5 separate regions of the Mus musculus genome follow, and regions 1, 3, 4 and 5 are each linked to region 2. The links are chromatin loops, found by intact Hi-C in ENCODE. Cell type or tissue: heart. All regions are shown on one strand.

The links. Peaks named below come from ENCODE experiments on the same cell type or tissue, not always from the same donor. Only the 100,000 strongest peaks of a DNase experiment are listed, where the experiment ranks them.
Region 1: a loop joins it to region 2, with 4 times the contacts of the local background. A loop is called at or near these places in 25 of 42 quality-filtered maps.
Region 3: it touches region 2 in a loop (6-fold over the local background); 33 of 42 quality-filtered maps call a loop at or near these places.
Region 4: a loop joins it to region 2, with 7 times the contacts of the local background. A loop is called at or near these places in 34 of 42 quality-filtered maps.
Region 5: it touches region 2 in a loop (5-fold over the local background); 33 of 42 quality-filtered maps call a loop at or near these places.

The regions. Positions count from the first base shown.
Region 1 is chr10:75,583,490-75,588,489 of GRCm38, forward strand. It overlaps Ggt1 (gamma-glutamyltransferase 1), which reads left to right. Exons shown (of 15, transcript NM_001379537.1): 11 at 1,331-1,518; 12 at 1,669-1,796; 13 at 1,898-2,010; 14 at 2,102-2,215; 15 at 2,392-2,704. The coding sequence ends at 2,538. Among named protein-coding and RNA genes, the nearest start is that of Ggt5, 3.4 kb to the right of the region's middle. In heart, a CTCF peak has its summit at 2,907 (motif pointing right); DNase peaks (open chromatin) are centred at 2,942 and 4,482; H3K4me3 peaks cover 270 bases; H3K27me3 peaks cover 2,605 bases.
Region 2 is chr10:75,949,878-75,954,877 of GRCm38, forward strand. It overlaps Gm5134 (predicted gene 5134), which reads left to right and starts at 4,637. Exons shown (of 14, transcript NM_198635.3): 1 at 4,637-4,823. The coding sequence starts at 4,695. It overlaps Gm40698 (a long non-coding RNA gene), which reads right to left and starts at 4,682. Exons shown (of 2, transcript XR_871837.3): 1 at 4,366-4,682; 2 at 3,973-4,147. In heart, a CTCF peak has its summit at 2,053; a DNase peak (open chromatin) is centred at 1,142; H3K4me3 peaks cover 2,330 bases; H3K27ac peaks cover 1,667 bases; H3K27me3 peaks cover 1,763 bases.
Region 3 is chr10:75,880,441-75,885,440 of GRCm38, forward strand. No RefSeq gene overlaps it. Among named protein-coding and RNA genes, the nearest start is that of Derl3, 10 kb to the right of the region's middle. In heart, a CTCF peak has its summit at 2,915; a DNase peak (open chromatin) is centred at 2,911; H3K4me3 peaks cover 1,210 bases; H3K27ac peaks cover 833 bases.
Region 4 is chr10:75,742,155-75,747,154 of GRCm38, forward strand. It overlaps Cabin1 (calcineurin binding protein 1), which reads right to left. Exons shown (of 37, transcript NM_172549.3): 9 at 4,334-4,620; 10 at 3,075-3,243; 11 at 1,048-1,184; 12 at 91-308. Among named protein-coding and RNA genes, the nearest start is that of Cabin1, 20 kb to the right of the region's middle. In heart, a CTCF peak has its summit at 2,051 (motif pointing right); a DNase peak (open chromatin) is centred at 2,057.
Region 5 is chr10:75,895,619-75,900,618 of GRCm38, forward strand. Derl3 (Der1-like domain family, member 3) reads left to right here. Exons shown (of 7, transcript NM_024440.2): 7 at 1-323. It overlaps Smarcb1 (SWI/SNF related, matrix associated, actin dependent regulator of chromatin, subfamily b, member 1), which reads right to left. Exons shown (of 9, transcript NM_011418.2): 8 at 1,827-1,958; 9 at 1,151-1,470. The coding sequence ends at 1,431. Among named protein-coding and RNA genes, the nearest start is that of Derl3, 4.7 kb to the left of the region's middle. In heart, a CTCF peak has its summit at 1,887 (motif pointing right); DNase peaks (open chromatin) are centred at 1,993, 2,663, 2,763 and 3,463; H3K27ac peaks cover 506 bases.

The DNA of each region.
Region 1 (5,000 bases), 370 kb before region 2:
GTGGGTGGAGCTAGAAAGAGCTGCAGGGTGACTTGAACTGACTGTGGGCTAGGACTTAGTGTTTCACTCCTAGAGTCTGGAAACCTGGAAAGACTGCTACAGCTTTCCAGATAGATTCTGAACAGGGGAGGGATTTATCAACCACTGCATGGCTAGGAAGACAGGGAAAGTCTCCTGCAGGTGAGTCGTCTGCTTGGCCTTTAGCCTAACCTGACAGGTCCCGGGGTCCCTTTCTTTCTGGCTGTGCCCCCTTTTCCTCTACCTCCCCATCCTCTCCCACCCATAGCTCTCAGCAGCCGTCCTATGCCCATACCATGTTTGCATCTTTGTCTTGCCTGTGAACTTCACACAGGAACCTGTGTTCATGAGCCCACGCACCCAAGCTGAGTTTTTTAGTGTGTCGTGGCTGTGTGTCCCAAAGCAAGCAAGTCCCTAGCTGCCCCTCCATCTGCTCCTTCTTTAGTGTTTATTTTCCCAGGTAACGACAACTCCAGGCCAAAGACCTCAAGGCCACTATATTTTTCTCCCACCCACAGTGACATCTTCATCTGTCATGTGGTGGTTGTCCACAGTCTTCTCTGGGACCCCCCCAGATGGAACCTATGAAAATCTTTCTCATCCTGCTTACTCCTCTACCCCAAGCCTGTGTGGCTTGTAGCAAAAAGCCGAAGTCAAGCCTCTTCCTTCATCCTGTTCATTCTCCATTATCAGAGGGTTTATTTTCCCTAAAGACTTATTTATTATATGTAAGTGCACTGTAGCTGTCTTCAGACACACCAGAAGAGGGCGTCAGATCTCATTACGGGTGGTTATAAGCCACTATGTAGTTGCTGGGATTGGAACTCAGGACCTCCAGAAGAGCAGTCAGTGCTCTTAACCGCTGAGCCATCTCACCAGCCTTACCCCTCAGGTTTCATTCAGGGCTCTCCACTAGAATGCTTCCTGCCTCTCTATTCCTGTCGTCTGGCCTCCCATTTCCAATACTCTCCCTGCCTACTAGTGTTCTCTCCATGTTACACTGTTCAAGACTCGAATCTTCCCTGCTGATTCTTCAGCTCTGACCACAAGTTCCATAAACAATCACACAGATCATGTAAGAACATGGCAAGGGTCTAGTGGCTTGAGGGACAGACAGTCACAGGCTGGAGGTTAAAGAGGGTGTCGGACGGGATTTAGAAGGTACTGTCCCTAGTCCTGGGGAGGTCCTGGTTTAGCATAGAGGTAAGATCCGCGGCTGGGGCTTCCTAAGACCAGCTGGGACAGCCCTGTTGCATCCCCTTCCCGCCTCCTCCCTCCTAACCTCCTCAGGCCAGCTCTGGGGTCTCGGCAGGTGATCCGCAACATGAGCTCTGAGTTCTACGCCACCCAGCTCCGAGCCCGCATCACTGATGAAACCACCCACCCAGCCGCCTACTATGAGCCTGAATTCTACCTTCAGGATGATGGAGGCACCGCTCACCTGTCTGCGGTTTCAGAGGATGGCAGTGCTGTGGCTGCCACTAGTACCATCAACCTCTAGTAGGGGCTGTGCAGCTGCTGGGCAGAGCAGGGACCTGGGGGTGGGTGGGTGGGTGGGGCTCCTAGTAAGTGCTCTTGGCCTGGGCTGGGTGGGGACCAGGTGGGGAATGGCTGGGTTGTATATCATTATCTGAGCTGGCCTATCTTCAGCTTTGGCTCCAAGGTCCTGTCTCGGGTCAGTGGCATCCTGTTTAATGATGAGATGGATGACTTCAGCTCGCCCAACTTCATCAACCAGTTCAGGGTAGCCCCCTCACCAGCCAACTTCATCAAGCCAGGTGCAGGGTGGGAATCCTGGGATGCAGGGCATGAGTTGGGAGGGGGCTGGTACCCTAGGCAGGCAGCAGACCAGCCCCCTGTCTCCTCCTATGGATCATAGGTAAGCAGCCTCTTTCATCCATGTGTCCCTCAATCATCCTGGATAAGGACGGCCAGGTTCGCATGGTGGTCGGAGCCTCAGGGGGTACCCAGATCACCACATCTGTTGCACTGGTATGTGCCTTTTGCCTGCCCTTTCCTGCTCCTGTCTCTCTCTGCCCTTGCTCCTGGGCTATACTGACATATTGGTATCCTTTCCCGCCAGGCCATCATCAACAGCCTGTGGTTCGGATACGATGTGAAGAGAGCTGTGGAGGAGCCCCGGCTGCACAACCAGCTTTTACCTAATACCACAACGGTAGAGAAAGACATTGATCAGGTAGGCTGGGAGCTGAGGAGACAGAATCATGGTGTGGGATGAGAGAGCATCCTAGAGGCTGGCATCTTCTGAGTTACGACAAATCTGTGGCCCTGCTGAGACGTGCCCTGTCCTTTCTCTCTCTCTCTCTCTCTCTCTCTCTCTCTCTCTCACACACACACACACACACACCCCAGGTGGTGACTGCAGGCCTGAAGATTCGGCACCACCATACAGAAGTCACGCCCACCTTCATCGCTGTAGTTCAGGCTGTCGTTCGAGCATCAGGTGGTTGGGCAGCTGCCTCAGACTCCAGAAAAGGCGGGGAACCTGCTGGCTACTGAGTGCCCGGAAGAGGCAAGATTGACCCGCAGCCAAGGGACGAGAATGGGAACAGGAGCAAGAGTGGGACGTTGGAGAACATGCCGCCTCTGGGTGGGACAGAGGGAGCGCAATAAATGGAGGCCACCGCCAAGCTGCGGGAAGCCTTTGCGGGCTGAACTTTCCATATCATGGACTTTAGTGTCTTGTGTATGAAATGGAGTCATCTCACTTGGAAAATGACAAGGCAGGATCCTAAGACTTACCGTGATGTTAAGTCATGAAGCTAACACCAACCTTTAAGTGGGGGGAATCCCACCGTGCCTGAGAGTTAGGGGGATGGGGTAAACAGAACACCTAAATTGTCCTAAGCAGTGACACTTGCAATATCAGCCACTAGAGGGCGCCCCGACCTTGCCATTAACTGGAACAAAGCAATGACACTGTAGCTGTGGGTGGAGAATGCTTCTAGGACAGATGTGGGCTCTCATTGGCCCGCACTTAGGGGGTAAAACTGAAGGAGAGTAGACTAGAGACAAAAACAAGGCAATTTGGCTAAGGCCATACTTGAGGTCACTTTCCAAGCACAAACCCAGAGTGAAAGCCAAGCTTGTCTTGCAAGAGGCCCAGTTCTCAAACAAACAGACAGTCCCAGCAGGTCCGCCAGCTATAGAAAACCCACAGATCCACAAGGGGAACACAGCTCACAATGGATGAGCCCAGAAGAGCACCATTAGATACATCCCTCCTTGTGTTAGTCAGGGTTTCTATTGCTGCAATGAAAGACCATGACCAAAGCAGCTTGGAGAGGAAAGGGTTTATTTGGCTTACATTTCCACATCACAGTTGACCATGAAAGGTAAGGACAGGCACTCAGACGGGCCAGGAACCTGGAGACAGGAGCCAATACAGGGGCCATGGAAGAGTGCGACTTGCTCCTCATGGCTTGTTCAGCCTTCTTTCTTATAGAACCCAGGACCTTCAGCCCAGGGATGGCGCCACCCACAATAGGCTAAACCCTCCTCCATCCATCACTAATTTAAAAACTGTCCTGCAGGCTTGCCCACAGCTAGATCTTATGGAGGTATTTTCTCAGTTGAGGCTCCCTCTCTGATGACTCTAGTTTGTGTCAAGTTGATATAAAACTAGCCAACACACTCTTTAAGGGCAGCCCCTCATGCTGTGTCAAGGTCTATAGAACTCACAGCTGTGACCACGAGGTAAAGAGACACTTGGAGACAATGTAGAAGTGAGCCACCGGGGTAGTCACAGCCTAGGAGCTAAATATTGCCCCTTAAAGTGAGCACAAGTTGGGGGTCCCTGAGGGAAGGGACCCAGTGGCTGGAGGAGGGTCCCAGGAGGCTAGAAGTCCTGGTGTTTCCAACCTGCCCATGGGAAAGCAGGGTTTTCCTGTAGGTGTGCTCCATGTCTGAGCTCTAAAGCTCTCTATCTCTGGGGCTCCTTGGGGAACACAGAAGCTGGGCTGAAGGGGGGGGTGCCAGCCATTCCTCAATCCATATTTGAAGGGGAGAAGGCAGGATTCCCTAGGCCAATATATTAAGATATGGTATATCAGTGTTTCATGCCCCACTGGACTGGCCGGAGATTTCCATGGACCCAGGGTGCTTGAAGTGTACCGCGCTCTCCCAGACCCACTGCGTATAGCCCAGAGCTTCTTTGGAGACTTGGGGACTTGAGTGACCATCCCCTTTCTAGTGCCTTTCCATGTTACTTCCTGGATAAGGGCCTTTGGAGCCACCAGACCTGGCCTTCCCAGCCAAGTCCAGTATGATAGCAAGCCTTGAGAATCCGTAGAACTGCCTCTGAACTCTGGTCTGCGCCTGACCAGGATGTCCCAGCCAGGGACCAGGAGGGGAAGATAACCTACCCTTGTGTCTGCTTGTTCCCCCCATACTGCTTTGGCCTTAGGGGACAGTGGCCCGTGAGTGGACTGGCCTACATTCAAGAATGTGCTTTGGTTCCTGGTTGAGCAATGACATGACATTGTAGTGTTGGGGACAACTGGGATGGGGAAGACTCCCACAGACACTCCCCTCTTCCTCTAGGAAGATGTGGGAACAGGCTTACAGGAAACAGCCTCCCTTGTCCAGGCTTAGCAGGGACTCTGGGTGTGACACTTAACAGGATGGGTGGCCAGTGCGGGCATTCCCTCTCTGGGCCTCTTTTTTTTTTTTTTTTTTTTTTTTTTGGCATTGCCAAGCCGGGGGGTACGAAGATGGGGGCGGGGGGCATGCTCAGTGGAAAGAGAGTGAGGAATGATGGGAAGGCCTGAAACCAAGAGCTCTTCTGCCCTGCACATGTATTAATTCTGATCACGAGAGCACATTGGTGGGTCCTCACTGCTCCAGCTGCCTCCCACTGGAACATCCTGAGATCATGGAAAGATAGGACCCAAGCCAGGCTCCCAGAGGAGGAGGCTCACCAGCACAGAAATAGCCCTGAGTTCTTCTGGACTCAGCAAGTG
Region 2 (5,000 bases):
GGCTGGTCCCCATGGAGTTCATGCTGATGGGGAGGGGAGGGGCAGCCCTGCCTCTTTTCTGAAGTCTCCGGGCAGGTTCCCAAAGATCTTGATGGTTAGAGGCAGGTGTTCTCAGAAGGGCCGTGAGGGGCAGAAATGAGGATATTGAAAGCAGGTAAGAGATTATGCAGCATCCTTCCCTGCTCAGAAACAGTGTGTTCTACTGATTCCCTGAGGGAAGCTTTCCCACAGATGGGTTACCACACCTGAGCAGTCACGGGCCAAGGGGTGCCACAATTGACTGGAGGGCAAACTTTGCTGTTAGAAGCAGAACCGAGTGGGACTGGAGCTTTCTAAAACATTCCTGAGCCAGTGTGGTGTCACAAGCCTTTCATCCCAATACTCACAGAGACAGAGGCAGGTGGATCTCTGTGAATTCAAGGACAGGCTGGTCTGCAGAGGGAGTTCCAGCCAGCCAAGGATAGATACATAGCAAGCCCTTGTCTCAAACCAAAACAAAATTCCTGGGCTGGCAGGGGTGGGGGTGAGGGTGTCACAGATCAGCGATAAGAGGATTTGAAAAGTATAAACAGTGGCCCTGGGCTCAACCCCCAGGATATAAAAAGCAAAGAGACACACATAAAAAACGTGCATAAAAACAGACGTATCCAGCTGCTTCGCCAGGGCTCTGAAGAAGTACCTCATTTCTGGAGATGAGCATCCAGATGCCGCGTTTGGGGGTTACGGAGTCCCAGAAGGGTCTAGCTTACACTCTTCTCGCCCTTCTTGCTTTCATCCACCTTCACCTCATTGTGGTCCTATATGAGCGGTGGGGGAGGGGGACATGTCTGGCCAGGATTACCTTTGAATAAAGGATCTCGAGCCTAGCCTCAAGGAAGGTTCAGCTGTAATTGGAGGCTCTAGACTCGCCTTTCCCAACCTCAGTATTTTCCTGTGCGCTCCGTCCAGCGCGGGCTCCGCTCCGCTGTGCTAGAACATGCTTTAGGGACACCAGGCCACCAGCGGCCAGGCTCAGCAGCAGGAGCACAGAGATGATGAGACCTCCTGAGGCCTAGAGTGGTTCCGGAAGTGCCCACGGGTGGGGAAGGGCAGGGTAGTTTGCTGGGGTGGTGCTGGGGGTGGGGGACACCTGGGGAGCAGGGCTCCAGGCCCTGGGGGAGTCGGATGTGGCTCCGCCCCGCCGGCCAGCTGGTGGTCCTGTCCCTGCCCAGATGCCCCCCTGCGTCCTCTCCACTGGTCCTTCCCGCTCCACCACCAGATCTACCTATGGCTCAGTTGGACCACCGCGAGGGTGCCCCAATTGGCGCACGATCTGCGGGGAGCTCGGTGCGCGGATCTGCGGCCTCTCATCCAGCTTAGAAACCGTGATTGAGCCTAGCGTTTGCCTGTGCTAGGCTTTGGTGGGGGGTATGAGTTCCCGAGAGAGGTGGGCGGTTTGGGATTCCAGATCTTTGGATTTTCAGTCTGGAAACATTTAACAGAGTGGTGGGGTGGGGTGGGGGTGGGGGGCAGATAAAGAACTCCGTGGTCGTCTCACCCCTCCCTTACTCTCCAGCAACTCACCATCTCGAAACTCATTAAGTGTGGCACTGCTACACGTTCTCAGTCAGGGTTACTAAAAAATGGTCAAATGCTCTGACCACTCAGAGCGTTTGCAGGACACGGAGAACCCTAAGCACTTGGGAGCCTGAATCAGGATTGCCAACTGGCCTCTGAGGCAATGGGCAGATCTTTGTGAGTTCGAGATTATACTGGTGTATATAACAAGTTTCACGACAGTCAAAGCTAAACCACGAGATCCTATCTCAAAACCCAAATAAATAACTTTAAAAAAAAAAAAAAAAAAAAGCAAGCGTGACTTTTTTTTTTGCTTATTTATGGGTAGACAGCGACACCATGTGGGAGATCTAAGCAATTTCAGACCGTGTCTTAGAATGTGGGAAGAGAAACAGGGACTGAACTCCCCCATCTCAAGGGTGTTTTTCTCTTTAAATTTGCCTATTCTTTCTAGGGAAGATTGAATACTTGGAGAGGTACCACAGGTCTCCCTCCGTTAGTCCAGAGTGATTTCACTCCTGAGGTTAGGAGTTATCTTTTGGAGCAATATCTCCCCCTGGCGGCTCTAATGCATATCACATACTTCGATCAAATCCAACCCCAATCCTATTAATCCCTCAGCACTAAAAATTCCCAATTTAATAGTTAATTTGTAATTTAAAATTACAACCAACGATTTTTTGCTTCCAGTGTGGTCTACTACAAGGGTAATCCTGAGATGTTCTTTCTTTTTTTCTTTTTCGAGACAGCGTTTCTCTGTGTAGTCCTGGCTGTCCTGGAACTCACTTCGGTAGAAATCCACCTGCCTCTGCCTCCCAAGTGCTGGGATTAAAGGCATGCGCCACCACTGCCCAGCTTCTGAGATTTTTGAAAATGTTTTTGATAAGCTACTTATTCTCCAATGGTGAAATGAGCCAGTTAAGCCAAATTAAAATATACAAAGGCAGGTTTAATGGTAATCAGCTCTCAGGTGGATTCACTGGTCCCAAGGACCAAATGAGGCCTGAGAAGTCACCAGGGGGAAGGAGACAGAGGGGAAGAGAAAGAGAAAGACGGAGTGTGTGTGTGTGTGTGTGTGTGTGTGTGTGTGTGTGTACATGCACAGGGAGAAATGGAAAAGACTTATTGGGGGTTAAGAGCACTGACTGCTCTTCCCAAGGTCTTGAGTTCAGTTCCCAGCACCCACGTGGCAGCTTGAAACTGTCTGGTGCCGTCTTCTGGTGTGCAGATGTACATACAGCAATAACCCCCCCCACACACACACACATAAATATTGCAACAGAAACGACTATGTTCACCCAAAATTCAAGAGACAAGTCATTTCATGTATGGGAGGAGCACTATGGTCGAGAAGCACATCTCATACTTAGAGTCAGTCCTAGCGATTCTGATTATTCCCATCCAGGTAGAAATCTTTGCCATTTATTGCAGTCAGCTAGCAGCACTGCTACTGCAGTCCCCAGCTGACATCTACCACCCTCTACTTAACAAATAGCCCGTTATTGTATGTATTATATACATTTGTACGTCACGTGATGCCTAATCTTGCTTGTCAGCTTGACCACATCTGGAATCAACTAAACCCCAAGCCATGAGGGATTATTCCTGATTGAATCATCTGAGTGGGGAAGACCCACCTCACATCTGGATCTTTTGAGGAAGGGACTAGTCTGAAAGCTAAGTCACAACTTTGGTTCGCAGTCCGTGTAAAAGGACATACAAGAAGGGTGTTCCTGTTACTCGGGCATTCCTTCATTGGTCTTTGTTCATTGGTTTGTTGCTTGTATTATGTTAATTGGACTCCCAAAATTACAGGGGGATTCATACCTCGACACATAAGACGCTGAGGGCTCCTGCTCCTACTTGGCTTTGATTGGTAAATACAGTTGCCGGAGGCAAAAGGCTGGGCAGGGAGACAGAGGCAGGACTTCTAGAATTCCCGGACAAGGAACACGGGAGAGGGAGAAAGAAGATTGCCATCCCAGAAAAGAAACAAGATCCAGGGTTGAGACTGCAGAAGAGAAAGCTCTTCCCTGCCCAGCCCATACAGAGAAAATAAATCATTTAAGAAGTTGAATTGTAAGCCGGGAGTTGGTGGTGCATGCCTTTAATCCCAGCACTTGGGAGGCAGAGGCAGGCAGATCACTGAGTTCGAGTCCTGTGTGGTCTACAGAGTGAGTTCCAGGACAGCCAGGGCTACACAGAGAAACCCTGTCTCAAACAAAACAAAACAAAACAAAACAAAACAAAACAAAATTTACTTGCATAAAATGGCACGGCTCCTGAGGTTAGCTCTGCCATCCAGAGCTGTGGCTGTGGTGAGATAAGCAAAGGAAGCGCCTTGGCACACAGTTTAAGTGCCAAAAACAACAAACAAACAAACAAAACAAAAGAAAAATGGAATTGAGGTAGATACCAGTTTGATATCACATTTTAATTAAAAATAATGCGAACATCCACTAAGATCAAATATAAACCGAAAATGAAGACGGAAGAGATGTTACTGGTTTCAAAATCTGCTCCATGATCCGCTATAGCTCATAAAGACGTCATTAACGACCCTTCTTCAGTTGTCCCACATTAGTCCCACCTGCGCCAAAATTTAGCCAAGGATGATCCTTTGTGGCTAATGATGGAGAGACTGCATAGGGACTGACCAGGCAAGGCTCCCTCTCTCCCTCTCCTTCCCTCCCCTGACCTCCTCCCGCACACCCGGTATGTCTCCGTCTCTCTCTTTCCCTCCATTCCCTATTGAACTCATGACCTCCGGAAGAACAGTCAGTGCTCTTAACCGCTAAGCCATCTCACCAGCCTCACAGCCCCAGGTTTGTTGTTGACGTTGTTGTTTCGAGGGCTTCTCTGTGTATCCCTGGCTGTCCTGGAACTTACTCTGTGGACCAGGCTGGACTCGAACTCAGAAATCCGCCTGCTTGCCTCTGCCTCCCAAGTGCTGGGATCAAAGGCGTGCGCCACCAGTGGGAAGTAGTCTTTAGCACCTGGGAAGAATTTGGTGGCAGAGCCTCTCGGCCGCACAGTGGCTTTTCCCAGGATGCCTTGCGAACCAGAGCAGGAACCGGGTACAAAACCGTTGTTTAGGGTTCGGGCTGCGAGTGCTTCCCTGTGTCGGAAACGCTGCCATGGACCCCGCGGAGAGCCACCATGGCGTCACCTGGAACCAGAGCACCCTGGGCTTAAGTCTCCACAGCACCACAGACACACTGGTGATGACGTTCTACCTCTTGCTGGTCGTGTGCGTCGGGCTGTGGGTATGACGTGACCTCTGGGCTGGGGTAGGCCACTTCCTGCAGAGACCTGGCCTCTGCCCGCCTGACCATTATGGAGCTTCAGAAGGGATGACCCTGCCCACCTTTGCCTAGCCCCTCCCACTCTTCCCACATCTGTTAACCAAGCCATTCTAGACCATTGCCCCTTCCTGTGCCCTA
Region 3 (5,000 bases), 69 kb before region 2:
ATGTTGCCTCACACACATCATCTTGATTCCAGGCTGTAAGGGTGACTGAGTTTATCCTCCATCTGGGTCTTTCTGTAATGCTGAATCAGTTATAGCCGGAGGTGGCGTGGCATGGAGCGTGGGGGCGTGGCATGGAGTGGGGGCGTGACACTGCATCTCTGGGCCCTCCATACATCAAAATCAATGCACAATTACATTAAGTCCACACAAAAGAGACTTACATGCTGCCAGGCAGTGGTGGCGCACGTCTTTAATCCCAGCACTTGGGAGGCAGAGGCAGGCAGATTTCTGAGTTCGAAGCCAGCCTGGTCTACATAGTGAGTTCCAGGACAGCCAGGGCTACACTGAGAAACCCTGTCTTGAACAAAACTAAGAAGAGAGAGAGAGAGAGAGAGAGAGAGAGAGAGAGAGAGAGAGAGAGAGAGACTTACATGCTTTGGCCATCAGGAACTGCAAGTTAAATTCACAACAGCTAAGCCTCGATTAAACCCCCAGTTTCAGTCTCATCCAATGAACAGATTCATTCTGACAGTGCCAAGTCCCAGAAGAAAAGGGGGTGGGTGCACTTGGGCTAAAGATTCTACAAGGCCAAGTGACTGAACTTGGAGAATGTAGGGTTAAAACCTTGCAAATCAGAGGTAAATTATCTTGGGCTCTTTCAGTCTGTCTGAAAGCCTTCATTGTTTACCCCCTGTCTGACCTAACATCTTAAAATGTATTCTTGGCAAACCACTAGCTTTCAACAGTCTAAAACCTCAGACGATTATCAGCTAATATCTGGAGCCTATAGTAGAATTTTCCCTACTTTGCTATAACCCCTGACCTGTAACCCACATCACAGTAAGTAGTTTGATTTATTATTTTCTGTTCTGCAACTAATAAAGTCTCCTGGAACCATGTCCACAGCAGAACATGGTATTTGTTCAGACCTGAATCTGTCTGCGTTCCCAGCCCACATTACTCATATGTGCCTGCAGAACAGGCTATCCCTGACCCCGTCTGAGATGAGAACTGTGGTTTTGTGCCAACAGCGGTGATGAGCTAAAGTCGCTGCTGCTTTGCTGACCAGGGAAACATAAGTTGGTATAGCAGCCCAGGAGAGAAGTTTGGGTGTTGGCAAATTCAGGTTGTAAATAGCTCTGAACCAGCAACCCCCAGCAGATCTTTGGTTTGCCTTGGAGAAACTGTTACCCCTATGTGCAAGAACTCTTCACAAAGGCAGCATTGTTTGTAGCCTAGGAAAGCTGGAAACAACTCAGCTGTCAATCATCAAGCAAACAGAGAAGAAATAAACTTTGGTATATAATAGAATAACCCTCCACTGGAACACAGAGAGAGTATGTGCAGTGGGTAAAATCATCAACATAGGGGCATTAAAGTTGGAAGGAAGCCAGGCCTGGTGGTGGCACACACCTTTAAGGCGAACAGTGGAGAGCTGGAGGCAGCAGCTCAAGGTCGGCCTAGGCTACACAGACACTTGGGTCACAAGAACAGAGAAAAACAAAAAACAAAACCAAGAGGGGGTGGGGAGAAGGAAGGGAACGGAGCTCCCAGGTCAGCAGCTTGCAGACATTCATTCTTACATTATTTGAAGATCCTTTGCATATGAAGGGAAAGAAACCCTTGGGTGGGGCAGATGCATATGCCCTTGTTCCCATCACTGCTATAGGGATAACTGGTTTCTTTAGTTCTCCCCTCCTCAAAGATATTTCTCGGGTGCCCTGAAATAGCCCCACAGTGTCACGGGTCTGATGTGTGCAAGCCCTCTTCCCTCAACCTTTCGCTAGCAAGTGCAAGGTTCGGCCTCGGCAAACATTAACCGACAGGGTAGGGACGTTGTCATCATAGCTGTCTCGATAGCCCCTTGGCACCGGCGTCGGTTCTTCGGTTTTTAGTCCTCAACGACCCACGAGTGGGTGGCTCGGCCTTCTGTATCCAGAAAACCTTGAGGTCAACCCTACGCTGCCTGCAACCGGTTAGATCAGAGCTGGTCTTACCCAAATGGCAAAGCCAGCCTGGCAACCCGGCAAGCTTTGTTTACAGTTGAAGTCAACCCACCCCTCCCACCCCCACCCCCACCCCCACCCCCACCCCGCACACTCCTAAGCCTCGGCTTCCAGGATTGGATACTCATTGGATACTCACGTAATGTTTTTACCCAGGGAGAAGGCTGAGAATGGAGGTACAAAGCCCACCGACAGCTCCTGGCCCCTCCTACCAGCTAGGATTACCTAGTCTGCAGATGGTGAATGAGAGGATAGACTCCCCCAGCTGTAGAAATCCAGAAATCACTGTGCTGAGACCACCTGGTCAGCCATATCTTTATCTCAGCGAGAATTGTTTATTGAGTTAGTTCTCAAAACAGTCTGCTTTGTCTGAGCAAGCAATTAATTTTTTTAATTAATAAATAAGAGATTACAAATTCCTCAAACCTGTCTTGATCTGCAGTACCCTCTATTTCCCCGACACCTAAGCCCAGGGCCAATTCCTCTAAGGGTCCTGATCAGCTAGCTCCTTCCCCTTAGTACAACTTCCATTCTGGGGTAGAAAGTTGGGGCCCCTCGCTGCTGTGCTAATAAACGCAGGCCCGTTTACTGAGGTCAGAATTTGCTCTCTTTCTTGCCTTCCACTATTTTTTTCTGGGCTCTTTAATCAAACAGACTAATTGAGGCCCAGAGCGGGCACACAGCGGGAACAGTAGAGGGCAGCTCGTATTAAAGGTAACCCATTAGCCAAATAGGTTCCAGTCCTTCCTCTCACCGGTCCCTCTGCCACTCTACTCTTCGGTATCTCCTCCAGGGACTTAGACTAGGAGCCCACCCCCGCGCGGCTGCAGGAGCTCAGCCAGGATTGGCCACGGATTCTGCCAGGAACCTGCTCTCCTCAGCTCTGCTCCACCCCGTCCTGATTTAACTCTGGAGATTTCCCACGCGGCGCATACACTTTTGTCGCCAGGAGGCGACACACTACATATTCTGCAGAAGTCAGACTTTGTGGTGTGTGTGTGTGTGTGTGTGTGTGTGTGTGTGTGTGTGTGTGTGTCAGGCCATCAGAATTGGCAACAAGCACCTTTAACTTCTGAATTACCTCCAGTACTCAGATTAATTTTTTTTTTCAAGACAGGGTCAGATTAATTTTTAAAAAGGTATGTTTTTGATTTTTTTTGGAAATTTATCGTGTCTTTTTTTTTTTTTTTTTTTTTTTTTTTGAGACAGGGTTTCTCTGTATAGCCCTGGCTGTCCTGGAACTCACTTTGTAGACCAGGCTGGCCTCGAACCAAACTCAGAAATCCGCCTGCTGCCTCCTGAGTGCTGGGTTTAAGTGTCTTAAAATTCCTAGTGCAGCACTTAAAACTCCTTCCAAGCTTCTTTGGGCCCTGGATTTTGGCCAACTAAAAAACAAACAAACAAACAAACAAACAAACAAGGGCTGGAGAGATGGCTCAGTGGTTAAGAGCACTGACTGCTCTTCCAGAAGTCCTGAGTTCAATTCCCAGAAACCACATGGTGGCTCACAACCATCTGTAATAGGATCTGATGCCCTCTTCTGGTGTGTCTGAAGACCATGACAAGTGTATTCACATACATAAAATAAATAATAAACCTTAAAAAAAAACAAAACAAAATAATAACCATCAGTGCCACACTCTCTGGAAACTGACTGCTTTGTATAATTTGGATAAGAAGAGTCAAGCCAAAGTGTTTGGGTTGTCTAATAGGAACTGATGGGGAAATTGCTCAAAGGCAGGTCCAGGTCTGACTTTGCCACAGGGCTCCTTGGAGTCTTCCAAGCCGGCTGCTAGTTAGCAGGCACATCATCAGGAATCTGAGTCATCAAGTTAAGTTACCCTATAATTAGAATCTATATGACTGATTGCTCTGGTTAGGTCCTATGTTTTGAGGTATTCAGCCACATTTATTGTTGTTGTTTGTTTTTTCAAGACAGGGTTTCTCTGTGTAGCCCTGGCTGTCCTGGAACTCACTCTGTAGACCAGGCTGGCCTTGAACTCAGAAATCCGCCTGCGCCAGGCATGGAGACGCATGCCTTTAATCCCAGCACTTAGGAGGCAGAGACAGGAGGATTTCTGAGTGAGTGATTGATTGCGTAGGCTGTCAAGACTGCTCAGTGGGTTGCCACACAAGCCTAACGACCTGGGTTCGATCACTGGAATCTGACAGAAGGCTAGAACTGACTGTAGAAAGTTACCTTCTCCCCTCCACATAGGCCCCGTGGCATATGCATGCTTCGTGTGCCTGTGCTGGGATTCCAGGCCTGTGCTACCATGCCTGGGGTCGTCCATGCTTTTAAGTCTCAATTAGAGTAGGCTGCCCATGACGCATCCTTAGTCCTACGGCCAAGGACCTTCAGGTTAATGTGTTGTGATGATCATGTATGTCATACATTTGTAAACTAAAAGACGAATGCTCCTGTTCACCTGTACAGACAGAAATGCTCTGAGACCGCTCTGGCCAAACTAGTGTTCTCAGTGCGGGAACGCCTAACCAGCTCATTAGCCATCCCCACAGACCAGTGGCTACTGGTCAGACCAAAGTGATGTCCAGGCTCCAGAAAGTTTGCCAACCTGAGGAAGCAAAACGGTCATTTGGGCACAAAGGCCTGTACTGGCACATGGCCCTGATTTGGGCGACTCCTCTAATGAAAATGATGTTCTTAGGACCCCAGATTGAGCACCAAAGCTGTCAAAGCCTAGCTTTCACCCCAAAGGGAGTGAGAGATTACTCTAAGTCAAATACAAAAATGACCATGTTTTGTGAACATAGATTTCAGATTTCCCTGAATATTTTCTAACAAGAAGCTGTTCTATGTGTGGCCAGGTGGTGGTGGCACATACTTTAAATCTCAGCACTGAGAAGGCAGAGGCTGGTGGATCTCTGAATTTGAGACCAGCCTGGTCTACAGAGCGAGTTCCAGAACAGTCAAAATTACACAGAGAAACCTTGTCTCAAAAAAGGGGCAGGACTGGTGGGGGAGTAGGGGTA
Region 4 (5,000 bases), 210 kb before region 2:
CCAAGTTCTAGACTTGGATCAGCCCTGGACCTGTGAAAGCTCCCAGTCACTGGCTCCCTGACCCAGACACTAGCCTTAAGAGGCACTCACCTTGATGTGCTTGTTGCTGCAGTCCCTCAGCAATGGGTTGGGCAGGCTGGTGCTATGCCTCCTCCAGCTGTGGTAAACGCTAAGGACGACATCCGCCAGCCCTGGGGGCCACTTGAGCAGGAACTTGTGGCCCATGCTCTTCAGATAACGCATCATAAGCTCCAGGAGGCCCCCGTTGGTCAGGTTCTCCATCAGGAACGCATGCACATCCTGCTTCTCTGTCCACACAAGGAAAACCACCTCACCAAAATCAACAGGCCCTCCTGGGTTCAGTTTCTCTTCTCTTTGGAAGAGGACAGTTTGTGTTCTGCTTCCCCCACTCAATCTACATGAAGCTAAGGTCACACTGAAGTATTGATGCCAGGCTACCAGGGTTCAATGCTGGCTCCAACCCTTGTCAGTGGTAAACAAGCCTCTCAAAGTTCACATGTCTAAGATGAACACCAAAAGGGCTGGCCAGTGCTGCATGTGCAGTGAATGAGATCATACACACAAAACAGTGTGTGGGACATGGTACACACAGAATAGACGTGATAACACACATTAAACTTTCAAAGGCAAGCCTCTCAATCCAGTGTTAAGTCTACAGCCTCAGGAGCACAGCAAGTATGCACCTGGATCCCTCAGCTGACCACAGGCAGCTCCTCCACCAATTTTAAAAAAAGATTTATTTATTTATGTTATGTATGTGAGTACACTGTAGCTGTCTTCAGACACACCAGAAGAGGGCATCAGATCCCATTACAGATGGTTGTAAGCCACCATGTGGTTGCTGGGAATCGAACTCAGGACCTCTGGTAGAGCAGTCAGAGCTCTTAACCACTGAGCCATCTCTCCAGCCCTTTTTCCAACTCTTATGAAACCCTAGAACCACTCTGCAGAGCAGAAGCCAGGCAGGTCCCAGGCTGATGGAAGGAAGACTGCCCAGCAGTGACAGAGCACACTGCCCACTCCTACCAGATTCCATGAATGTGGCTGAGTCGAAGGACAGGCGATGAGGTCCCACATTGGAGAAGCTCTCCAGTTTGGCTTCTGCCTGAACTTCATAGTTATTAAATGGATCATCTTCCTCCTCAGGGTCCAGTTTTCTTAACCTACATGAAACATGCTAAAATCACGACAGCCATCCCGCTCCCTGTGACAGAGCATCCCAACGCCTCCTAGTAGAGCAACTAAATCAAGCCAAGATAGCATTGACTGAAACAGATGGTGAGAGCATCCACACCCAGGCCCCAGGAGCCGCTGCGTCTCTCCAGATTTCCGTGACTGATCGTTCCCACACTTGTTCATTTATGCCACCAACAGATGGCTGCTGAGCAAAGCCATGCGCCAGGCACACAACCATAAATACAGGGAGTTCATCTCCTCGGTGGAGAGGTGGATCATGAGCAGGGAAAACACAAACGGCCCACATCAGGACCAGCACCAAGCAGTTGCTTCAGACAGAGCCACGGGGACTCTGCGTTGGAGAGCAGAGTCAGAGGGAATACTCTCGGGGCTGACAACAAGGAAGGGCTAAGCAGAAGCAGAAGCTCAAGACCAGGTACAAAGGCAGAGGTGCTGAGGGGCCTCGGGGCTGCCAGCGTGGGGACACGGCACACCCATCTGAGCTCCTCACATTGCAGCACCACCCTACAGACTCTTCTAAGGACCATGTTTTGGCCACCCTTGTAGCACCTCTACAGCATAACACTCAGGGCACCTATAAACCCCACATTAACTGCATGTACACTCCAGCAAGCAAGCTGCTATACTGTTATAGGAATACCCAAAGTAATGAATACTCGAACCTCACAGAAACTGACCCAAATACAGTAGACACAGCTCCACATACACAAGGCAAGAAACAAGAGCCAGGGTATGACAGTGGGGCGAAGAGGAAGACAGATTTCACCCACTCCAAGACACTCCTTCACTCTTCCAAAGAGCAGCTGTTTCCTGTAATGCATCTCAGGAGAAACCAGCAGATGGCGCCACATCTCTGCCTTGGCTCTGTCTTAGCTGTGCACTAAACACAGCCCTAGTTCTAAGAATTGCACCCTCATGGGAGAGATGGTAGGAAGGGAACAAAGAGCAGTTAAGTGTATTGATATAAAATGGATGCATAAGTCTGCTAAAGCCTCTAGATTCCTCTTGCACTGTCAGAAACAATACTGATATAAACTGTCACTGGTCAAAATGACAACCAAAGACTTGAGATATCTGGGCAGAGTACTGATGAAACCCTACTCAAGTAACAGTGGAGGGAGAAAGACGAAGACACCGGAGATATGAGAGAAAGTCCTGGCAAGCCAAAAGTATGCCCCCAGATGCTGGGGAGGAGAATGATGGATCAGAGCGCACTCTCCCGGGAAAGCAAAAGTGGGGCACCAAGAAGCATGCCCACTGGCACAATAAATCCTAAACAGGCTCAGGAGAGAGCCCCTGGGGCTCCTGAAGAACAGCAGGGCCAGAGCAGGAGCAGTAAAAACCCAGGACAGAAGTAGGGGCCCAGGCCCTCCTGTTTCAGAGAGCTGGCACCTTCTCTCCTGGAATTCTTTGAGGAACATGAAGAACCAATACAATGAAGGAGCACGCTCCATCTTCTCAGAATGCAATGGAACTAATAGCAATATAAAGCCAGGCAGGCACACATACACTGAGAAACAGGTGGCTTCCTTCCAGGGGTTTCCATAAGCATTTGCTGCGGCCCTGAAGCACCCCAAGAAAAAGTGAGTCTCATGACTACACGTTCCTGACTCATTCATCTTGTGAGAATCAGGAAGCAGCCAGTCCCCAATGGATAAACCAGTCAGCTCCTGTATTCAGGAGGTGAGAAAAATCCAAGCACTCAGTTCAGTGACATCCACACACTCTATTCAAGCAAGCATCAAGGGGAACAAGGGAGGCACCGGTGGGGAGGGTGGGAATAGGCTGAAAAGCGCTGCTGAGAGAAAGAAGAGCAGTTTGCAGTTACATCAGAGAAACCACAAAGTGTCCAGTACCTGGACGGCAGGAACTTTACTAGCAGTCCCTGGAAATCCACTTTCTCTTCTTTTTTGCACTTGGTGTTTCGGACCCGGGCAGACCTCCGCTTTGCTGTCTCTCCACTTTCCTCTACAGTCTTCTTACGCTTTACCCCTTTCTTAGACTTATCTCCTCCAGAAACATCACCTTCACAAAGAATGATAATTAAACCATTGCACAATGGCAGGAAAGGGCCCACTGGACTCCTCTTTTACAACCCACCACCACCGACATCTTTCTTCTCAACAGCACGCAGTCCTGAGTCCCTTAATGGTCCTACCCTTCTGGAGCTGAAAAGACCTCAGGCCAGAGCTCAGGACACTCAGAGTCTTTGGGCCCTGCAGTCCATACTCCTGGGGTGGGCAGAGTGAGTGGCACTACCCACCAAATACCCAGTGATAGGATTAGAGCAAGAGACCCATGAATTATATAGAGAACAAAGGGAGCTTAGTCTCAGTCATGCATCTGAGAAAACTAACCGACCGTGCTACAGTCACTCTCTAACTGCCAGTGTTCTTTTGTGGAAGAAAAATCAGAAAACTGCATGGGAATTTATGGTACAAACTTTTTACAATTCCATTAGTAATTAAAATGCACTACCACACATGGCAATGACTTTAATGTTTTCTAAGATCCAAGACCTAGAAATGCATATACCTAGCAAGACAGGAGGACCAACAGCAAAGACATAACGAGGGGAAGAGACACTTTTTTTCTTTTGAGACAGGGTTTCTCTGTGTGTAACCTTAGCTATACTGAAACTCGCTCTATAGACCAGGCTGGCTTAGAACTCACCGAGATCTGACTGCCTATGATCCCCGAGTGCTGGATTAACGGTGTGTGCCACCATGACTGGCTAGGGAAAGAGGCAGGTCTATGCCCTGGGGCCAGGCTACAGTTTTCTATGAAGCTCTGGTTTCTACTCAGGCCACTCGCCACCTCATTTCTTGAGACAGTTTCTCATTGGACCAGTGAGTTCCCAGGATCCCCCTCTTTCCACCTCCCCAGCACCAAGACTCTAGGCCTCTGTCACTGCACTCAGCTTTTTATATAGGTGCTGGGGATTTGAACTCCAGTCCTTATGCTATTAAATCAAGTGTTTTTACCAACTGAGCCACCTGGAAGCTAGAGCTCCAGCAGGATGAATTTCCCCAGAGATGTCAAGGCCTCCTGCTCTTGCTCCTGCTGGGCTTACCACACGGGCTCTCATGAATGTGAGGCCACAAAGTCTGCTCACCCATAGGAGTGCCTGTGTCCAGCAGGCTGGGACTGTGCAGTGGGAAGCTAGCTGCGGTCACAGAGGTGTAGGAGAGCACAGGCTCAGCCACGGCAACAGTTGGATTGGTGCAAATAGGACTTGGCTGGACCACACTGACAGGTGTAACCACTACAGAGGATGCTAGCAGCTGGCTGGGATCCTGGTAGTCAGACAGGTCAATCCTCTTCCCAAGGCTGGGCCTCGGGGGCTCACAGGTGGTGAGGTGACTGTACATGGCAAGCAAGCTCTCCCCAAGGCACTTCCACCTGCAGGGAAAGGAAGGGCCCCCACACACAGTCAGCACCTGGGTAGACTTGGCAGAATCGTTCACACGGCTGTGACGACATCATTATAACCAACAAAATGCTGAATCCAATATGTGCTAAAATGGAGAAGCCCAAGCCAGAGCAGGTGCAGAGAACGAATATCTTCCTGCTCCTCACCTCAGCAGAGACCCCTGATGTTCTATTTCATTACATCATCCCCTACGAAGCAGAGATGCTGTCCCCAGCATCAGACCTGCTATGAAGGGCCAGGAGAGGAGCTCTACACCACAGTGGCAATGATCTGAGTATGGTGCCTACTGAGGGACAAGGGGTTTGGATTACAACACTGATGGCAGGACATGCTAAACTTAAAGACTCAA
Region 5 (5,000 bases), 54 kb before region 2:
GCCTGTCTTCATTTAAAGCAAGCAAGTCTTCACCTTCTCCAGCTGGTGACACACAGGTCCCATGGTCTCAGGTGCAGAGGACAAGCCTGACCCTCTGCCATGCTAGTGAGCCCAGGGCCTTGAGCTCTATTTAAGCAGCAGCCGTGTACAGTGGAGGTAGATCTGGGACATTCCTTCCATTTGCCTTGTAGCGGAAGGCCTGTGCAGGCCTTCCTACCTAGCTTTCTTTGTTGCTCTACATGTGCCCCACGGGGTTCACTCAGTACGGGATTTCCCCAAATCTGGCCTGTTATTTCTATGGCATCAAAAATGTTTTCTACTGAGTCTGACTCAATATGTTAGTGAAACCTGGTGGGCCACTGCTGTGGAGAGGAGGGAGGGTTTTAAGACTGGTAGATTCTGAGGGGTAGATGGGGTGGAGGAGAGTACTCCCTAGTGGACCCACTGAGTAAGGGTAGCAGAGTGGAGCTGGGGTGCCAGCGTCACTGTCTTCAGTCACAGCCTGCATGCCCAAATTGCCAAGCAGATGCAGACCCATGTCTATTCTACACCACAAACCACGGACAAAGGAATGAGCTCACCCTAAGCACAGAGGCTCTACCTCCTCTCTACCTCTCTACACACTGCTAACTCAAAAGGATGGCACATGGCAGGCATGCTATTTCCATTCCCCACAACAGCCTGGGGAAGGAGAAGTTGGCCCAGCCACAGTTGAGATAGACTCAGTTAACGCTTTGGGGGCTGCTAGAACTTTGGCACAGACTTCTGCTTGCATATTCATTATGTCTTGTCCAGGTGCTGCCCACACATGACTAAGTCCTCTAGAAGGGATTCATTCTAGAGCAGCACAGTCCCTCCAGGTGGCAGCAGCCTGTCTGGATGCATCAGGACTAAGGCCAGCAGAGGAGCTGACACACTGTCAACCTCTACAAGGACTTGCTGAGCACAGAGAGCCCCTGGGAAGCTGGAAGGCACAAGAAAGAACAGTGACTGGGCTCTGCTCTAGGGGCCCTGTGGCCTGGCTATGCAGACTCAGAACCAGAGGGCAGAAGGGCAAGGACTGACACAGCCACCTGGCCACATACCCTTCCATCCACACCGGTTCTAGCTCAGGCTGGACTCCTGGCTCTCAGTTTTATGCTACTGCACAGAAATTGAACATGGTACTTTTTATTTAAAAAGTGTTACCAGCCCTGCCTGGGCTCCTATACAAAAACAAAACACAACCCAAAATGAGGCTGCTTCCGACTCTAGACTCTGGGGGACAGTGTTGGGGTTTAGCAAATGGAATGTGTGCTGAAGGGAGGCACCTAGGAGGCTCCTACCCCAGTCCTCAGGATGGCACCAGCTGTCCCTTTGCCTTTCTCTTTCCACAGAGGAAGGAAAGGCAGTCTGAGATGCTCCGTAGAGGTCGAGCATGGATGTCTTCATCACCAGGCTGGGGCAGTGTTGGCAAGACGCCTCATTCGCCTGAAGTAGGGGAACAGGTTGTCAGTTGGGGCTGGTCATAGCTCGGGGTGTCTTGTCTTCCTCTTGGCTATGTTTTTTTCCTAGAGGAGCTAGGTGTGGGGCCAATCTAGCAGGAATAGTCTCCAGCCTTTCTTGACCCTGCCAGTTGGTTGCATGGACACTACTTATCTTTCTAGAAACCCTGAAACCTGCTAGGAGAAAAGGCAGACATGGCCTGAGGACTTGTCTTTGTTCTCTTTGAGAAAATGTACCCTGGGGCCTCATCTCCACTGAAACTGCCTCTTGAAACTAGGTTCCTGGGAAGAAGATACTCCTGCCTCTGCCAGGAAAGATAGGTGCCTGTACTGTGTATATACCTTGTGTTCCTATCTTGATCCCGGATCTTTTTCTCCATCTCGGCATCAGTCAGTGTCTCCAGCAGGGGGCACCACTGGTCAGCATCTCCGGTATTTCGGATGGCAATCTCCACTGTGGGAAGTGGGTTCTCACTGTAGGGAGACAGGGAGAAGAACAAGGGCTACTTAACAGAACAGCTGCTAGGAAGTCCCCCAGAAACCACTCCTTTTCACCCTGCTAACCCTTAGCAGATGGCCAGGACATGATAGGAAGGCCCACTTCCTTGTCCCTGATGCTCTTAGCAGCCGTGCGGATGGCTTCTGTCACTGCCTCAAGCATGATCTCAGGACCTGCACCATCTGCACGGAACAGTGCTCTCACCTATGGCCTAGAGAGCCTTCCTTTAAAGCCAATTCTTGATAAGAATGAAGGAGCTTCTAGCTATGGAGGTAGTTTCTTTGGACAGAATAGTGTCACGGACACGGGTAACAGATAGACCAGGCCTATTTACCCTATTCTATCTACAGCCGGTACCCACCAAGACCCACTGAAAACACCATAAACACAGGGATGAAAATGGGGTTGCAAAAAGTCTCTTCCCCAGAGGCCTCAACCTCCTCAAAGAGAGCCTCTGGGCTGGCCTGCTCTCAAGTGTTCTACATATTTATCCCTTGGCTCATTCATGGTCCACACTAAGCCCTGGAGAAGCCGGCCTTTTGCTTTGAGACAGCTGGTTGGCAGAGAACTAAGCCTAGAAATGCTGCCTCCAGAATTATAGCCCTTCAGAGACCACCTGACTCTACCTCATCTCTTCAAGCCTCTAGCCAAATGGACACAATGTGAATGAAGTGGGACAAAGGCTAGGAGGGAACAAGTACTGGGGGTAGGTGTGGCCGTGCCGCTCTGGACCTTGGTTTCCAGTCGGGAAGAAGAAGCTAAGGAGGTAGCCAATGTGTTCCAGCAAAGCTGAGCCTGGCAGGAAGTCTCACAGCAAGGCTCTAACTCGGTCTTTTCTCTCCCACTGTCTCATGGCCTTCCAGAGCCTTGACCCTCCCCCACAGCCTCCCTGCCTCCTGAGGTCCAGTCCCTCAGGAGATGGCCATCCTAAAGCACCCTGCTACCCTGCAGCACCTCATCGCTTGGCAGATGAAATGGGATACAGTCGACTGGGCTGCTGAGGGTTTTGTCTAAAGTATGGGAGCGGTTAACTGTCAGGAGGTTAACATTAAAGCAGCTAACATCCATCCATTGCAGTTTCTTCAGAGCCAGACAGGCTCCTTCAGGCTTTAGGAATGGTGGATTTCACAAAAGCAAAGCCCTATACCTGGTTTGATGACAAAGTCACCATTCCGAATTACTGTACCAAACCAGTACAGGCCAAAGCTGGCAGCCAAGAGCCTACCCTCGCTCAACTCAGAAAGGCTGGCTAGGGCCAATTCTCGACATAAAGGTTTCAAGGACCTTGAGCCTGGATCAAGGCCAGAGTATGGGTGAAGCTGGTTCCACAGATCAGGACAGCCCCGGCTCCTTGGCAGACACAGGTCTGACTTAGTACTGAAGCTCAGCTTACAACATCCACACCCACAGGCTCCACAGATCTGGAAGCTCAAACTTCTAGTGACTCAGCAGCCAGGGATCAGTCAGCCCCTACCCTTGTGGTCAGTCCCTGGGGCCAGCCCCTTCTCAGCAGCTTGATTTAGAAATCCAGACACAGACCAGCCAGACTTATCCCTCATCTCCAGGTCACCTCCCTCAGGAGGGAAGGAGTCAAAGGCGCCAAGCCTAGGCAGTAAGAAGCAAAACATGTTTTCCTGTGAACTTAAACAAGAGCTGGCAAACAGTCCCAGAGGCCCCTTTGTTTACCTCCCCTTGACTCTGGGAAGATTTCACACCAGTGGGTTTGTTCAAAAATAGAACTGCTGGGGCTGACCATGGAAGGATGGAATCAGAGCCAACACTAGCTGCCTCAGGTTTGTGGGGACATGCAAGCAGAGACACTGCCCTGAGTCCCAAAGTCTGTGGGCCACTGGAGTTCTATTCATGAATTCTGAGGCCAGGAGAACCTGGACATTCTCCTGGGGCTGTTAGAAGGGCTGTTGACGATGAGAGGAAAGATGGATGCTAATGGAGTATATTTGAGTTTATTTGTGATGTAGGGGTTTTTGATTTTTAAGACTGGGTCTCTTCTCTGTGTAGCTCTGGCTGTCTGGCACTTGGTATATAGATCAGGTAGACCTCCAACCCCCTGCCCCCAAACACTGGGGTTAAAGATGTACGTCACCATGCCAGACTTTGATGTGGGATTTTATTTTCATGACCTGTGACAGACAGGCAAACTGAAAAGCAATCACTGTTACTATAAAGAAGAGAATGAATTAAAAAGGCCAGTCAACTGTCACCTTATTTTTTCGAGTCTCAGCTGCCATGGCTCTTAGAGGCAAGTTCTACATCACTGACTGGGAAATGGTGATCTTACGGGCAAGCTGCTGATACAATGTCTCTGCTTTAGGCAATGCTTTCTTAAATGTGACATACACACATGTATTTGCACATACATATTTCATATATACATACATGACATGAAACTGTCATCTGGACTTAGAACTTCAGCAAACTATCAACTTTTGTGCTGCAAAGAACACTATCAAAAAAGTGGAAAGGCAGGCTGGAGAGACGGATCAGCAGTTAAGAGCACTGACTGTTCTTCCAGAGGATTCCCAGGAACCACATGGTGGCTCACAGCCATCTGTAATGGGAGCCGATGCCTTCTTCTGGTGCGTCTGAAGACAACCATAGTGTTCTCACATACATAAAATAATAAATAAATCTTTTTTTTTTTTTAAGTGAAAAGGCGACCCAGAGGATGGCGAATATATTTACAGACCCTACCTCCTAAAGAATGTTATCCAGAATATAGGAACAACTCTTACAAATCAACAATAAAAAGATAAACCAGTTAAAAATACAGGCCAGTAAGAAGGACTTGAGTGAAGTCCTAAGTTCAATCCACGGTACCTACATGGTGGAAGGAAAGAACTGACTCCTATAGGTTGTTCTCTGACTTCCATACATGGACACCCCTCCACCAATAAACTGGAGCAGGGTGAATGACCTGAACAGGCCATTTCCAAAGACAGACTGACAGACACGCACACACACGGCCAATAATCAATGAAAAGATGCTCACTAAAAAA